2 separate regions of the Homo sapiens genome follow, and region 1 is linked to region 2. A link is an interaction called in ENCODE POLR2A ChIA-PET data of the cell type or tissue named here. Cell type or tissue: MCF 10A. All regions are shown on one strand. Each heading gives the region's core, and the rest is flanking DNA. Links, peaks and the distances in the headings are about the cores only.

What was found. ChIA-PET counts read pairs that join two places held together with the same protein. Peaks named below come from ENCODE experiments on the same cell type or tissue, not always from the same donor. Only the 100,000 strongest peaks of a DNase experiment are listed, where the experiment ranks them.
Region 1: POLR2A ChIA-PET joins it to region 2 with 25 read pairs; 4 of 35 experiments call an interaction of 5 or more read pairs at or near these places.

The regions. Positions count from the first base shown.
Region 1 is chr21:38,752,178-38,760,513 of GRCh38, forward strand. The region is part of intron 1 of LINC00114 (long intergenic non-protein coding RNA 114); the gene reads right to left. Among named protein-coding and RNA genes, the nearest start is that of LINC00114, 17 kb to the right of the region's middle. In MCF 10A, for the core only: no CTCF peak of the experiment used is centred there; a DNase peak (open chromatin) is centred at 3,664.
Region 2 is chr21:38,817,687-38,826,022 of GRCh38, forward strand. It overlaps ETS2 (ETS proto-oncogene 2, transcription factor), which reads left to right. Exons shown (of 10, transcript NM_005239.6): 7 at 739-960; 8 at 1,817-2,080; 9 at 3,900-4,018; 10 at 4,988-7,269. The coding sequence ends at 5,203. Among named protein-coding and RNA genes, the nearest start is that of ETS2, 16 kb to the left of the region's middle. RefSeq lists an enhancer at 4,715-5,252. In MCF 10A, for the core only: no CTCF peak of the experiment used is centred there; DNase peaks (open chromatin) are centred at 395, 2,365 and 3,375.

The DNA.
Region 1 (8,336 bases), core at 109-8,108, 66 kb before region 2:
AGAGAGGGCTGTGTTGCTCCAGTTCCCACCTGGACATGAGCACTTTGAAGGGCAGCTTCCCTCCCGGGGTCTGGCTGAGCTCAGGGTAGGCGTCAGTCTGCATGGATTGGATGGAGGAAGGCTGTGCGTGGCAGGAGATGACACTGCCCTTGGGCTGTGTGGTTTCTCTCTGTTCCGAGCCCTGTTCCTCCACCTTAGCGGAATAGCGCCTCTCCATCCAGTTCTCATCTTTGAGAACGATTCTTGGGATGAAAGCCACGACGTTGGATATGAACAACCTGGTTGCCAAGTTGTTTGCATTTTTGCCTCCTCTCCTTTCTGAAGGGAAAAGCTGTCCTTGTGTGGGGCCACTTCAGACCCCAGTGAGCAAAAGGAGTGATGTTTAGGGGAAGGCAGGGAGAGCAGAAACTTGCATATTCCACACCTTCTGCGGCTGGGCACTGGGATGGGCCTTTCTCATGGCCGGTGGGATGGGAGAGGAGAGAGGTCTCCATCCAGCACCACTTACATCACACACATAAGCGACCTGGGGTATTAGTGGCTAGGAGTGCAGGTTCCAGATATCTCTCAGGTATAGTCTCCGCAGGATCCTGTTCCTCCCTTACCACTCATGAAGCCACTTTTCCCCCCAGGAGCCTTGGTGGCCTCCTATCTAAAGTGGGGATGGCACACAAATCCATGTCCTTGTGACGGTCCCATGAGAGAAGCAGACAGACCCTGTGCACACAAGGGCCTGCAGGGAGAAGCGCTCTACACGTGGCGACACCCTTTCCTCCCAGGATGGTCTCCTCTGCATTCCTGCTGTCATCCCAGCGTCCCACCTGATTCCCCAGGACACAGCTGACTAGAAATCAGCCCTGGACTAGAACCCACCGCCCGCCAGGGGTGGGTACGCTTTCTCGGAGGCCCCCATGGGGAGGCAAAATGGAAAACCACACCCAATACTCAACCTACAGTGGGCCACTAATTCCCAAGGCAATTCTGCTGTTTGTATCTGTGGGAGAAATGCATTTCCTTTGTTTTCGAAAAAGCAGATGGCCAGGTGTCATTGGCAGAGGGGCTGCAGTGAGGGCAGTGAGGGAGAGCAGAGGAAATGAATGGACAGTGCAGAGGACAGGCCAGGTGGCCCACAACCAGGCAGACAGCTCACGTTGCCTTTTCTGGAAATAGGGACTGCATGACCAATCTGTGCCTGTGCCTCTCTGGCACACAATGGACAATTTCGGAAAACTTCAAAAGAAAAAGCCAAGTTGATTTTGCTAAAAATGTGAAGTTTCTCTCTCTCTCTCTCTCTATCTCTTTAATGCAATGCATAGTTTATCATTTTCTTGTCTTTAGGATTAATTAAAGACAGGGCTAAATTTGTTTAAACAAGCTCTAAAATATTAAAAAAGAAGAAGAAGGCAAAGTACATAGTGTTTCCAAGTCCAGGGAACATTCTGTTCCCTGGGCTTCAGTTTATAACTGAATGTGCTTTACGTTTAGAAGACAAGCTATAGCTTGTAAAATGAATGTGGAAATAATCTAAAGTATGAGGCCTCCATTATTTATTATGTAATTGGAGAAAATTCTGGCTGGGAGAAATCTCTAGCTGAAAGCCAAGATGATCCCTACTCAATCGTTCTTAAACAAAATTAACATGTATCCATTTCTTTGATAATATTTCACTGGCAGGCAGTTCCTCTTCTAGGCTGCTATGAGCAAATTGCCAAGTTGGGTGTCACCCGTATAATCATTATCATGGGAAACCGTCAGAGTTCCTTGGGCAAGGGAATCAAAGATTTCAAGTGTTGACATTTTGTTAAGTAGGTTTTTTATAAAGTCTTACATTTAGAACTTTTCAGAACATGTCATCTCCAAAATCAGTAATCATTAAACGACGTCCAAGACCATGTTTTTGAGATCCTTCTATACTCTAAAAGCATTTTGATAATATTATTCCATAAACTGCCCCTTTTTTATTAAATGCATATCACAATCTTTTCAAACTATGAATATGGTCCTGGTTCATTCAAGAGAAAGAAGCTCTGCCCAGTGCAGTGGCTCACGCTATAATCCAATCACTTTCAGAGGCAGGAGGATCACTTGAGGCCAAGAATCGGAGACCAGCCTAGGGGGCAACAAAGTAAGACCCTATCTCTACAAAAATATTTAAAAGTTAGCCAGGGGTGGTGGCACATACCTGTGGTCCTGCCTACTCAGGAGGCTGAGGCGGGAGGATCCCTTGATTCCAGGAGTTCAAGGCTGCAGTGAGCTATGATCATAGGATTGCACTCCATCCTGGGTGACAGAGCGAGATGCTGTCTCTTAAAAAAAAGTCATTGGTGATGACTTTCTTTATTGCCTTTCATTAACAAAGTAATTTCCCCATAGATGCCTCCCTCCCGCCATCTAGGACTTGTGGAGGTCGAAAATATCATGAATGAATGTTCACTTTTATAAAATGTTCTTCCTGCACCACTTGTGCCTTGAGAAGCTCTGTGGAGTGCAGGGTCATTCTCAACTTTCTTGAGGAGGGGATGTCTCCACCCCCAACTCCACTGTAGGCACCCTCTTCCCTTAAGCTGCTTTAATTTTTTTTCACTTAATATTCACTCAACTATATTCTTTACAAGAAAATAAATTCCAAGGGGACAGGGACTTTTCTGCCTTACTTCTGTTTCCAAGCTTTTAGAAAAGCACCTGGCACATGGTAGGTGCTCAATAAATATTTGTGGTGATACTTATTAAGAAATGGAGTGACAAAAGGCACTGTGAATTCATTAACATTAAAAATATTTTGTCTTATTGCATGAAATTAATGCATACATATAAAAATGGTGGCATGTAAGTGTATGCGTTATTTAATCTCTGTTATAGGTTTCTGAACCCCTGGGAGTAACTCCAAGGATCAGAGATTGAGAACCACCTATATCAGGGGGAACAAGTACTAAATTGAAGTGCCGTAGACTGACTTGATTCTATTACAGGCTGAGCATCTTTTATTTGAAATGCTTGGGGCCAGAAGTGTTTTGGATTTCAGATTATTTTGGATTTTGGAATATTTGAATTATACTTACCAATTGAGCATCCCAAATCCAAACATCTGAAATCTAAATGTTCCAATGAACCTATCATTAAAGCATCTTGTCAGTACTCAGAAAATTTCAGATTTTGAAACATTTTGGATTTTTGGATTTGGGATGCTTAACCTGTACCTGCTAGGTAACTCTGAACAACACCACTTAATTTTCCTGAGTCTTGGTTTAATTGTGTGGCAGATGGGAGTAATAATAGCTGATTTACCTACTCGACATAGCTGAAAATAGAATGATATGTATATATGCAAATACATTTTGTAAACTACAAAGAACCATACACATATAGATTATTTTTGCTACTATAATAAAACATAGGTCTTGGGTCCGTAATCCCAGCAAAGCAGAGGACTGCTGCCTGCAGCTTTAGTCAATTTGATCACCATAGTCTATCATCACCATCATTAGAATAGAAACACTTACTCTCCCTGGGGTCTGTTGACCATCCCACGTGCGAAAAAACCCTATACAAATTTGCCCGGAATGTAGACTCCCCATTGGCCACAGTGGTAGTTTATTAGCTTCATACTGTGTGGAGTCAATGACTCATAGAAGGCACATTTTTCACCTCTTAGCCTTGGCAGCAACGACCCGTTGCTCAAAATTTGCTAACAGGCTCCCTCAGCTATTTCCTGTTGTGTTGCAGTAACACCGCTTTTTCTTTAGGCCACATTAAATTTTAAAACACATTAGAAACATTTCATCCCTGGCCTTCCTCTTCTAGTCATTGCAAAAAAAAAAAAAAAAGTGCTGTAGCAAACATGAGGATTATGATGATTGGTTAATTTCCCTCCATTTTAACCAATGAAATGTGTTCCTTATCACTATGGTTACATAACAACTAGCTCCCACAGGTGGAATCCAGCCTCACCAAAGCACCTGGGATAGTTCATCTACTCCTGCTCACTGATTATATCTAAATCACCAATAATGACCCAAATAACTTCGTATTTTTAAAAGTTATAGAGGTTATGTTATTTTTAGCCACTTCTATTGTGAAATATACTTCCCAAACAGAAAACTGTGCAAATCAGAAATGTCTAGCTCAATGAATAGCACGTAGATTTCCTTGCTCTTCTTCAGCTATACCCACCTAAGCATGACCCCTCAATACTATAGTTTACTTCTGTCTGTTTTTGTTTTGTTTTGTTTTGTTTTGTTTTTTTGAGACGGAGTCTCGCTCTGTCGCCCAGGCTGGAGTGCAGTGGCGCGATCTCGGCTCACTGCAAGCTCCGCCTCCCGGGTTCACGCCATTTTCCTGCCTCAGCCTGCCCAGTAGCTGGGACTACAGGCGCCTGCCACCACTCCCGGCTAATTTTTTTTTTGTATTTTTTAGTAGAGACGGGGTTTCACTGTGTTAGCCAGGATGGTCTCGATCTCCTGACCTCGTGATCCACCCGCCTCGGCCTCCCAAAGTGTAGGGATTACAGGCGTGAGCCACCGCGCCCAGCCCCTGTCTGTTTTTTAAAGTATATAAATGGGATTCTGTGATATGTTTTCTCTAGTATCTGGCTTGTTTTGCACGTCATTCTGTTTATGAGGTTCATTCATGTTCATGTAACTGTGGTCCAATTTCTTCACTGCAGTGAAGTTGTTTATTATATTTTAAAAAACATTTTCATGAATCCATTTCATTGTTGATGGACAGTTGGGTTTTTTCCAGTCTAAAGCTGCTATACACACTGCTGCTGTGAAGATTGCTGTACAAGTCTCGTGCTAAAAATAGGCATGCTTTTCCGCTGAGTATCTACCTAGGAGTGGAATTACTATGAAAGAAGGAATGCACATCTTCACTTTAATAGATAATACCAAACCTCTTCCTTTAGTGACTAGAACCAAATGTATGATATGAGAGAGTCTCCATCACTCTCCATTGTCACCAGCCCCTGGCATGGATATTCCCTTTAATCTTAGCCACCTTGGTGAGTGTATTTGGAATCTCAATGTTTTTAATTTGCACTTTTCTGATTACTTAAGAGTCTGGGCCCCTTTCCCTATATTTATTGACCATTTGAATATTGTTCTTTGCCAGGTATCTTCAAGTGTCATCCATTTCTGTCTTTTATTTTATTTTATTTATTTATGAATTGGGATCTCACTCTGTTGCCCAGGCTGGACCGCAGTGAAGCTCACTGCAACCTTAAACTCCAAGTGATCTTCCCTCCTCAGCCTACAGGCATGAGCCTTCATGCCTGGCTATTTGTAAAATTATTATTTTTTGTAGAGATGGGGGTCTTGCTATATTGCCCAGGCTTGTCTTGAACTCCCAGCTTCAAGCAATCCTCTCAGCTTGGCCTCTCAAAACGCTGGGACTACAGACCATTTTTCTTTTTAAAATATTATTTGGGGAGATTTATTTATTTATTTATTTATTTATTTATTTATTTATTTATGAGATGGAGTCTTGCTCTTTCACCCAGGCTGGAGTCCAGTGGCGCGATCTCAGCTCACTGCAAGCTCCACCTCCCAGGTTCACGCCATTCTCCTGCCTCAGCCTCCCGAGTAGCTGGGATTACAAGCTTGCACCACCACACCAGACTAAAACATACAATATACTGATTTCCATTTCCTTGGAAAGATTGTTGCTGGGACTATTTCTTATTAACTAGTTGCGTTTCCTGTTTTGGTTTTTTTGTTGTTGTTGTTTAGGATTTTTAGTGTTTCCTTTTATTATGTTTTGAGACGAGGTCTTGCTCTGTTACCTAGACTAGAGTGCAATAGCATGATCACAGCTCACTGCAGCCTCAACCTCCCAGGCTCAAGTGATCCTCCCACCTTAGCCTCCCGAGTAGCTGGGACCACAGGGTAAAGTAAAAGGTAAAGACTGACCAGGAAAGGGGATGGGAGTGGGGAGAAAAAACATATTAAACTGAATTATACCTTCCACCTTACCTTGTATTATGATCAAAAGAAATCCCTCTGCTGTCCTTTCCTCCTGACACTCTTCCCACAGGCATGCACCATCATGCCTGGCTAATTCTGTAAATTTTTTGTAGAAGCAGGGGTCCCACTATGTTGCCCAGGCTGGTATCGAACTCCTGTGCTCAAGTGAAGTGTTTTCAAAATGACATATTTCTATATCTTACAATTTTCCTGAGTTTTGGTGTTAATTAAATGTACAATTAAATCTTTTGGTTTTTAAAAATATAGATAACATCTTCCACTGTTTAATTCTATACTGTTTTTTAAAAAGAAAACCTGAAGAGTGCAAACCTGTAGAGTAAGAAAAGGGGAGGAATGAAATTTATCTTACTCCTCCTGCCAGATGCAGTTTGGTACATCTTAACACTAAATGCTCATTTTACTGAATTCTCACTTTAAGAATGTTCCATTATATTTTAAACTCTTTATAGGCATATTGATTTTGTGCTGAAAGAGATTAAACAGCCCTCAAGAGTTTCAAGCAAATTCTCTTAGTCAGTAAATGCATTTCCTCTTTCATTCATGTCCCAATGCCCAGTCAACATTTTTTGTGTGCCTGTATCACTTAACCAACAAAGATTTTGGAAACAATCTTTGGATAATACAATATTTGATTTCTCATAATGTGACCTGAAGATCCACATGATTTTGTTTTTTTGTCAGCCCATGCCACCCCATGGTTTGGAGGAACCAAACCCCCAGCCTTTTGAGGGGTGAGACTCCTGGAATTTTCGTCCCGTGCCTTCGTGGGGATTTCTCCTGTATTTAGTATTTGTTCACCCGACACAGACTTGCAGAGCCTAATGCATTCCAGACACTGCGCTGAGTGCCAGGAATAAAGAAACATCTGTACCTGGTACAGTCTGGCTGGGGCAAGAAACCACCAACATGATAAGCAAATGAATGTATAATGTAACAGAACATGGGTTGTGCCCTGAAGAAAAATAAAGACTGACCAGGAAAGGGGATGGGAGTGGGGAGAAAAACCATATTAAACTGAATTATACCTTCCACCTTACCTTGTATTATGATCAAAAGAAATCCCTCTGCTGTCCTTTCCTCCTGACACTCTTCCCACACACACACATGCACACACACACGCACATCTGTAAACCCCTGACAACAGTGGTGACGTCTATCTCACCTTTGTGCACCCCCAAAGCTGAACACAGCTATGCATGACTGACACAATTTTGTTAAACCAAAGAAAATCTTTTCATGATGTCTCCATTAATTTCATGTGGCCAACCAGCCATTCCTGGAAGTTTCTTGAACTCTCTGGAGATCCCTTCTGCCTTTAGGCATCTTCTGTCTACTCAGCGAGTAGTTCCTGGGGCTTTCCTAATGGCATTTCTGCTTATCCGATATCTGCTGGATGTCGTTCAGAAAAATGACATTGGAGGCTGAGGCCTCAAACTTTAGCTCCATATTCTTGGTCAGGTTTCAGATTTTCACTTAAACACAGCCCTGTCTGCGATGCCAACAGACTTTAGCTCAATTTATTATCAGAGGGCGATCTGGCACTCCCATACAGCTCCGCAAATGCCTCTGACTATCTAATAACTCATCATTAAACACCACATTCCCTGAGAGGCTGTGGAGACCAGGCAGGGAGGGCCTCTCCCTTCTGAAAAAAGGAGCCCCTTCCAGGGCTCACAACAAAATGTCAAGTTTGGCAAAAGATAAAAATAGAAGTCTTTGTTTCACACTTGCAAAAAGGCTCAAACTTTCACGTGTGCTTCTGTTTATATTAAATAAAAAGCCCATTTTTCTTGGGATAAAAGCATCTTAAGAAGAGTTGTAGGGAGAAGAGACTAGGTCCTTTCTTAACCGGAATTCAACTGATTAGACCCTGGCCAGACTCTCCAGTCAGACCCAGAAAGAGAAAACAGTGCCAATCCGAATGATTCAGCTCAATCCGTTCAAAACAACAAATCATGAAATGGCATCATGGACAGGCATGTTACGATAAGACTCTGCTAACGTGGCTTTTGCTGCAAAGTGGGAAATGGTTCTGGGAACTTACAGCTTTAATAAGATCAAACAATGCATCAAATGGAGGTCTGAGTTGGAGATCTGGGCTTCGACCTGCAGAAATAAGAATTGAGGCCTGTTGGGTGCTTCGCTGCTGGCAGTGCTCTCTCACGTGCCCTTTCCAGCTGGCTCTCACCTGATTCTCAGACACCTCTGAGAGCTAGGTGGTGTTCTCGTGTACATGTTAGAGATGAGGAAACCCAATCTCTGACAGCTGTCTATCCACCTGTTTGGAAGGGGCTGAACTGTGTTCCCCCCAAGCTCATCTGTTGAAGCTTTAACCCCCAGTACTTCAAAGCATGT
Region 2 (8,336 bases), core at 133-8,132:
CCTTTCTTCTGGTTGCTGATACTGGGGAGGGCACAGGGTCTGGCCAGGCCAGCGAGGGAGGGGTCCTCGGAACAGCAGGCTTGGGTGGTGTTGGTCCGGCCCAGTGTTTTCTCTCTGGCCCCAGCTCCACCATTCAGACCCGGTGAAGCCCACCTCTCTGCCCCACTGGGGGCTTCCTGCTCAGGAGGTCTTTCTGAACATGACAGTGGGACACCCTGTGCCTGCCTGAACCTGAATCAGAGTCAGAGAGCTTCCTTCCCTCTCCAGAAAATAAATTATTCTGCAATGAACAGAGACAGGAGCGGTGTGATGAAGGAGCAGAAAGCAGAGTGGGCTGTGCCTCAGCACACAGGGTTCATGGCCTGGTTCTGCCCTTATGAATCACACAGTACATGACACGTCACTTGGTCTGTCTGAGCCTTACTCTCCTCGGAAGCTAAAAGAGCCAGTGAGCCCTGTCTTCCTGAAGGTCCCATGAAAGCACTAGGGTTGTAGAAATAGGAACATTGAGTCCTGCCTGCAGAGGCTGCAGTCATTTTGGCAGAGGGCTGCTGGTTGAGAAGCTGAATGGTTTGAGAAGAAGGCCTGGTGACAGACCCCCACCAAAGCCCGGGTCTCCACTGAGGTTCTGCAGAGGGCTGGAGTGTGCGGAGTGCTCACCTGTCATTTGCTCGTAGGGGTTAGTTACTGGGGTAACACTGACTTTAAGAGCTCTGCCGTCCGATTGTTCTGTTCCAGGTTTTGGCACAGAGCAGGCGCCCTATGGAATGCAGACACAGAATTACCCCAAAGGCGGCCTCCTGGACAGCATGTGTCCGGCCTCCACACCCAGCGTACTCAGCTCTGAGCAGGAGTTTCAGATGTTCCCCAAGTCTCGGCTCAGCTCCGTCAGCGTCACCTACTGCTCTGTCAGTCAGGACTTCCCAGGCAGCAACTTGAATTTGCTCACCAACAATTCTGGTAAGATTGGAAGCATCTTTCAACAAGGCTGTTGCTTTGATTCTGAGAACCCCAGAGCCATAATGAACCTCTTAATAAATACTTCCTGGATTCAGCCATTAGAGAAGGGGGTCAAAGCCCATGTTCTAAGTGGATTTCCAACAAGCATACCCCTAATATGTTTCAGGCACTGGCCCAGGTACTGCAGGCATTGAGTAAACAAAACAGTCCCTGCTCTTACAGCCAGATTTCTCCACACTTTGGGATATTTATGGAGGCGATGCAGGAATGTGACATTTCTTCTTATGGAGATGTAACATAAATACAGTGCACAAGTCTCAGGTCATGTGGCTGGTTGGATTTGTGTATGTATGTATACCCATGTAATAACCATCCAGATGGAGATAGAGAAGTTTCCAGTAGCCTGGAAGATTCCTTCGTACCCCTTCCCATCAATAATGTCCCCCCGACAGAAGGGAACGATTCTGACTTTTATCATTACGGATTAGGTTTTGATTTTCTTGAACTTTACATAGATGGAATCATAAGGCATGTTTTCTTTTGTGTTTGTCTTTTACTCATCATGTCTGGGATTCATGCATGTTGTTGGATGTAGCAGCCATGTGTTCTTTTTCATCGCTGTATAGTATTCCATTATAAGAATTTTATTCATTCTACTGTTGATGGAAGATAGGATTTGTGTAGTATAGTTACCCTAAGGAATAAGCACCTGAGTAGAGAGCATTTTGAGAAGTCTGAGTGGTTCTACACCAGCAGGTGCATGATTGCACTGGTAGTGGTTGGTGATGCTATGGTCGTGCCCAAGACCAACTGTGTCCTGGAGGAATCAAAGTATGTGTTTGGTTGTCTTTGCCAGGGACTCCCAAAGACCACGACTCCCCTGAGAACGGTGCGGACAGCTTCGAGAGCTCAGACTCCCTCCTCCAGTCCTGGAACAGCCAGTCGTCCTTGCTGGATGTGCAACGGGTTCCTTCCTTCGAGAGCTTCGAAGATGACTGCAGCCAGTCTCTCTGCCTCAATAAGCCAACCATGTCTTTCAAGGATTACATCCAAGAGAGGAGTGACCCAGTGGAGCAAGGCAAACCAGTTATACCTGCAGCTGTGCTGGCCGGCTTCACAGGTGTGTGTGGAACTCCGAGAGCCTGGCCGCCCAGTCTCCTGGGTCCTGTCCCTTGCTTCCTTTCGAGCCACAGTACCACATTCACCGAGGGTGTTTCTAAGCTAGGTACACCAGTGCTCTACACTCCATGTTTTATGCGTGGCTTGCTGTATCTCTGAATTCGACAAAAGCCACACTTGGAGGAATTTTCATGTACACAGAGCTCCATGGAATGAGTGAAAATTGACAGGCCACTCCCTCCACCTGGGACGTTCTGAGGAATAGTTGGAGCAGGGGACATGGCCTGTGCAGTCTTCAGCCCTGACTCACCCACTCCAAGAATCTCAAAGAATGTAAACTGGCTTAGGGAGGGGCAGCAGAGCCAGTCTCAAATAATATGGGCACTGTTTACCTTTTCTTGCTTCTAAAATCTATCTGCTCTTATTTTTGAGGTTTGGGTGAGAGCTATTCTAGGCAGTGGACAAATATAAAGCTGTTTTTAGAAACAGGTATTTCCAGTACTTTAGCGAAAATACTGGGGCTTTGTTTTCACTGCTTCGTGTATCCTTAAATGCGTTTTTGTTTTTGTTTTTTTAACCATATGGAGCCACTGTGGATTGAAATTACCTAACTTAAAAAAATCTGATAAGTTTAAAATAAGGATACTGAGGCATTCATTCTTTTTCTGTCATCTAAGAACAATCAGCCACGTAAACGTATTAAAATACACGGAAAGAGTGTGTGAAAGCCATTATCGGTTTCATTATTGGGAGTTTAGGGCCTGAGAAGAATAAACAGCCATAACGTTAGTGTGGTTCATTTTAATAGTAACATAAGTTTCTGTTTATTGACTGCCAACTCTGTAGTTAAGTAGGCATACAGTCTGTAGGACAGCCTGGCATGGGGGTGGTATGAGGCCATTTTACAGATGGGGAAATTGGCTCACAGGCAGACAGCTATCGGTGCTCACACAGCTCTGGTTCTAGAATGCCTGTCCCGTGCTTTACAGCAAAGCTTTATTGATAACGGCCATTGCGTTTCTGAGGAAGAGCTATTTGGTAGAAAGAGGTTGGGCTTAGGGTCGGAAGATCTAGGCTCTTCTCCTGTTTGCTGTGATGGGCGTGTGATCCAGGACAAGGCACCTGGCCTCTGAGCCGCATCTTATCCCTCCTCTTTAGAACAGAACCACACTGACACCTGCTTTGCAAGGTGGTAGTTCTAAATGTCAATCGAGGACAGGTGGACGAGAAGCTCTTGGCAAAGCATGCTTCACCAGACAGAGGCTGTGAGGCAACGGGTGTGACCCCGCGTGGCTATTGAGTAAACCGGGCTCACATTAAGCAATTTACACATGGTCATTTGGCAGGAAGGTGGCATGGGATCCCACGTATGACACGCCTCATTCTGTGATGAAACACCCCCTCAGCCACCCCCATCTCTGCCCCACTGGGTGTTTCTAGAAAAAAACCTTGAAGGTTTTTACATAAGGAACAATTAAACCAGATGGGGAATTTTAATGCCAAGAGTTGGTGGCCCTAAACTTTCTTCCAGAAAGAACAAACCTAGCAATCAAGGGGAAGAGTGTCTCGCCTAGTGACCTTATTTTCTAGGAGTAGGCAGTGTGGAGCAGGAACTCACATTTGGTGCCCCGCCCCATCCCGTTAAAGCACTTAGTACTGTCACCAACACCTTGAGTGCCACCCTGAGTGTAACATCGGAACCCCATTCAGAGAGTTGGGTCTGCATTCCTAAATCAGCATGTACAATTAGGATGGTTAAAGACTTGCTGTATTTTACATCTGTGAAAGGGTATGATCCGTCTCCCTCCCTCTCCCCGCAGGAAGTGGACCTATTCAGCTGTGGCAGTTTCTCCTGGAGCTGCTATCAGACAAATCCTGCCAGTCATTCATCAGCTGGACTGGAGACGGATGGGAGTTTAAGCTCGCCGACCCCGATGAGGTATGGCCAGAGCCCTGGGAAATCTCTGGGCTTGAAAACCTGATTTCCTGCTTGCATTCAAAAACTCAGTTCTTTGGGCACAAAAAAGGGTTCACCAGTACTGCTGAGAATCTTTCCACGTGAGGCATCCTTGGCTGTTGGGAAAATGGAAGTGGAGTCATTGCTTTGTTGATAAACGTGTACAGTGTTTTCTGGGTATGCTTCATACAAGGGCGTTGCACAGATTTCACTGTCTTGATCAGTTGTCTGATCAAGAGGCCCAAGCTGCAAACTGAGGTTCTCTGCTGACCATCTGAAAATGCCTTAGGAAGGCTGCCCTTGTCCATCGGGGGAACAAGCCTCATGTGGCCCCGAGCCAGCCTTCTGTCCACTCCTTAGCTGAGCCCAGCAGTGTTGACCCCAGCCCTGCAGAGTTAGAACCAGGAGCCCTGTCTAAAGGAGAAGGCCAAGGGCAGGTGGGATACCAACCCCGCCAGAAAAGCGTTAGAGAGAAGCCCTTGGTCTCTGGCACTGGGGAGCGTAATCTGTCACCATTCCCACCCCGCCTCCAGTTCCCTTGGGAGACAAGCATTGAGGAATGAGTATATCACACAGCTCAGAATCCCACTCGGCACCTGTTAACTTCAGTAGTTGGAATATCCAGCCTGGAGGGTGGGTGACACCACCTTTCCCTGGTCTCAGGACCCTCCTGGCTCTGAACCCTTGGCTCCCAGGAGGTTTCACTGAGCTGGGGCCAGGGAGCAGGGACCTCATTCCCCAGTGGTTCTGCCCCTTGGGGACACAGTGCCCCTACCATAGGTACTCAAAGGTACTCAGAGGTACTCAAAAGGTCCTCCTGCGGACCTTGTGTAGGTGTCAAGTTCTCTCTAGAGTGAACATGCCTCAGAATCATAATCAGGGAGGAATGTCATTCACTTTTTCTTCATTGACAAATTGAGTTTAACTCTTTTCCATCCATGTTCACCAAAGGTGGCCCGCCGGTGGGGAAAGAGGAAAAATAAGCCCAAGATGAACTACGAGAAGCTGAGCCGGGGCTTACGCTACTATTACGACAAGAACATCATCCACAAGACGTCGGGGAAGCGCTACGTGTACCGCTTCGTGTGCGACCTCCAGAACTTGCTGGGGTTCACGCCCGAGGAACTGCACGCCATCCTGGGCGTCCAGCCCGACACGGAGGACTGAGGTCGCCGGGACCACCCTGAGCCGGCCCCAGGCTCGTGGACTGAGTGGGAAGCCCATCCTGACCAGCTGCTCCGAGGACCCAGGAAAGGCAGGATTGAAAATGTCCAGGAAAGTGGCCAAGAAGCAGTGGCCTTATTGCATCCCAAACCACGCCTCTTGACCAGGCTGCCTCCCTTGTGGCAGCAACGGCACAGCTAATTCTACTCACAGTGCTTTTAAGTGAAAATGGTCGAGAAAGAGGCACCAGGAAGCCGTCCTGGCGCCTGGCAGTCCGTGGGACGGGATGGTTCTGGCTGTTTGAGATTCTCAAAGGAGCGAGCATGTCGTGGACACACACAGACTATTTTTAGATTTTCTTTTGCCTTTTGCAACCAGGAACAGCAAATGCAAAAACTCTTTGAGAGGGTAGGAGGGTGGGAAGGAAACAACCATGTCATTTCAGAAGTTAGTTTGTATATATTATTATAATCTTATAATTGTTCTCAGAATCCCTTAACAGTTGTATTTAACAGAAATTGTATATTGTAATTTAAAATAATTATATAACTGTATTTGAAATAAGAATTCAGACATCTGAGGTTTTATTTCATTTTTCAATAGCACATATGGAATTTTGCAAAGATTTAATCTGCCAAGGGCCGACTAAGAGAAGTTGTAAAGTATGTATTATTTACATTTAATAGACTTACAGGGATAAGGCCTGTGGGGGGTAATCCCTGCTTTTTGTGTTTTTTTGTTTGTTTGTTTGTTTGTTTTTGGGGGGTTTTCTTGCCTTGGTTGTCTGGCAAGGACTTTGTACATTTGGGAGTTTTTATGAGAAACTTAAATGTTATTATCTGGGCTTATATCTGGCCTCTGCTTTCTCCTTTAATTGTAAAGTAAAAGCTATAAAGCAGTATTTTTCTTGACAAATGGCATATGTTTTCCACTTCTTTGCATGCGTTTAAGTCAGTTTATACACAAAATGGATTTTATTTTTTAGTTTAACTGTGTTTCTCCGACAGCTCACCTCTCTCTGACCACCCAGCCATTTCCTTCCTGTGCTCCACGTTCTTCTGTGTGATTAAAATAAGAATATTATTTTTGGAAATATGCAACTCCTTTTCAGAGATCAGGAGGGATTTATGTAGCAGCTATTTTTACTGCAAAAGTAATTCACTGGAAAAAAAATGTAATTTGTAAGAAAGCTTTATTTTTATCTCAGCTCTATGTAAAGTTAAAGTTACTGTACAGAGCTGAAGGACGGGGGGCGGTAGGGGTCTTGATGAAACCTCTTGAACGAAGCACAGTTTGTCCCATCTTTGTTCACTCGTGTGTCTCAACCATCTTAATAGCATGCTGCTCCTTTTTGCTCAGTGTCCACAGCAAGATGACGTGATTCTTATTTTCTTGGACACAGACTATTCTGAGGCACAGAGCGGGGACTTAAGATGGGAAAGAGAAAGCATCGGAGCCATTCATTCGGAGAAAACGTTTTGATCAAAATGGAGACTTTTGTAGTCGTTTCAAAAGAGCACCTGAGTCATGTGTATTCCCGGCCTTTATAAATGACCCGGTCAAGTTGGTTTCAAAGTCCGACAGGCTTGTCTGTTTACTAGCTGCGTGGCCTTGGACGGGTGGCTGACATCTGTAAAGAATCCTCCTGTGATGAAACTGAGGAATCGGGTGGCCGGGCAAGCTGGGAAGAGCAAAGCCAGAGCTGCGCTGCCTCAATACCCACAAAAGACCATTCCCAGTATACATAAGCACAGGATGTTTTTCTCAAGAGGGATGTATTTATCACTTGGACATCTGTTTATAATATAAACAGACATGTGACTGGGAACATCTTGCTGCCAAAAGAATCCTAGGCAGTGGCTCATTGTATGTGAGGTTGAACCACGTGAAATTGCCAATATTAGGCTGGCTTTTATCTACAAAGAAGGAGTTTCATGGGGTTCAGCCTAACAGTTATGGAAACTACAGTCCTTATAAACCATTGGCATGGTAATAAACAGATCTTAAGTATAAAAATTTTGTAATTGGGCCTTTACTCTCTCAATAATAAAGTATTTTGTTTATATAAATTCTTTGTGATAGTCCTCGTTCTTCCTCTCCACACCCAGCATGAAGGAGTTGGAGGAAGGATGTTAACCCCAGATCCATTCTCTACTCAAAACATTCCATCATCAAGCGGCAAGTCTCTGTTTAACTGGTTTATACACAAGTCACTTAGAAACCACAACCCAAATTGGAATCAACTTTGAGCCCTTCCTAAAAGAATTCCCAAAAAGTGCTCTCTTTCAAAACAAAAAATTCTTTTAAGAAAGTGTTATAATAGAAAGATTCAAATGTCTTTCTTTGCCAGAAGCTTGGCAGAGATAACAGAGGAGAGATTCTGGAATGTTTATATTAAGTACATTAGAATTTGAGGTTTAAGTACTTTTGGAACTGAGGCCACAACACTCTGTCCCCTCAGTGGAGTCTGACATTGGTAAGGTGATGGTGGTCTTAGGACACCTGTTTTCAAATTTGTTCTCTTTACATGCTCCAAAATTAGTGAGTATGCCAAAAAGCTTATATTCATTGGTGCGCTAGAGCCAGCTCACTGTGTTCTCCCGAGAGCTACATGTCCCTTCCCATCATCGCATCAGTAATGGTAGCTTGAGATGGGGCGTGATGAGAGTATTTACACCATGGGAATCAGCAGACACTACAAATCAGGGCCTTCTCTCCCCCAGAGTGCTGATTGTTAAACATTTACCAACACTCTACTGGTTATATCTATCAATAATTTCCATATTAGAAATTAAAGTAAATTTTAAAAGAATTCATTTAAAAATAATTTTACTTATTGGCATTAACAGCATTTTTTTCTTGCAAAAAGTAATTATTTTTTAAAAAGTTAGCATGGCATTGTTTCACATTTGCAAATCTCTTTAATGTCTGGTTTAGTATTAGAGCTGGATTCTTCTGTTTCTGCATTCAATCTGTTTGCATATATTTTGATAGAGTATGTGAAGAAAATCCGGCCTAACAGATATGTAACAGAAACAAGGAGGAGCATTTAAGACTATTTCAGATAATTGTAGATATTCTTTCTTTACTATGCCAAAACTTAACAAAGTATAATTCCTTAGTTGCAATTCAGGTA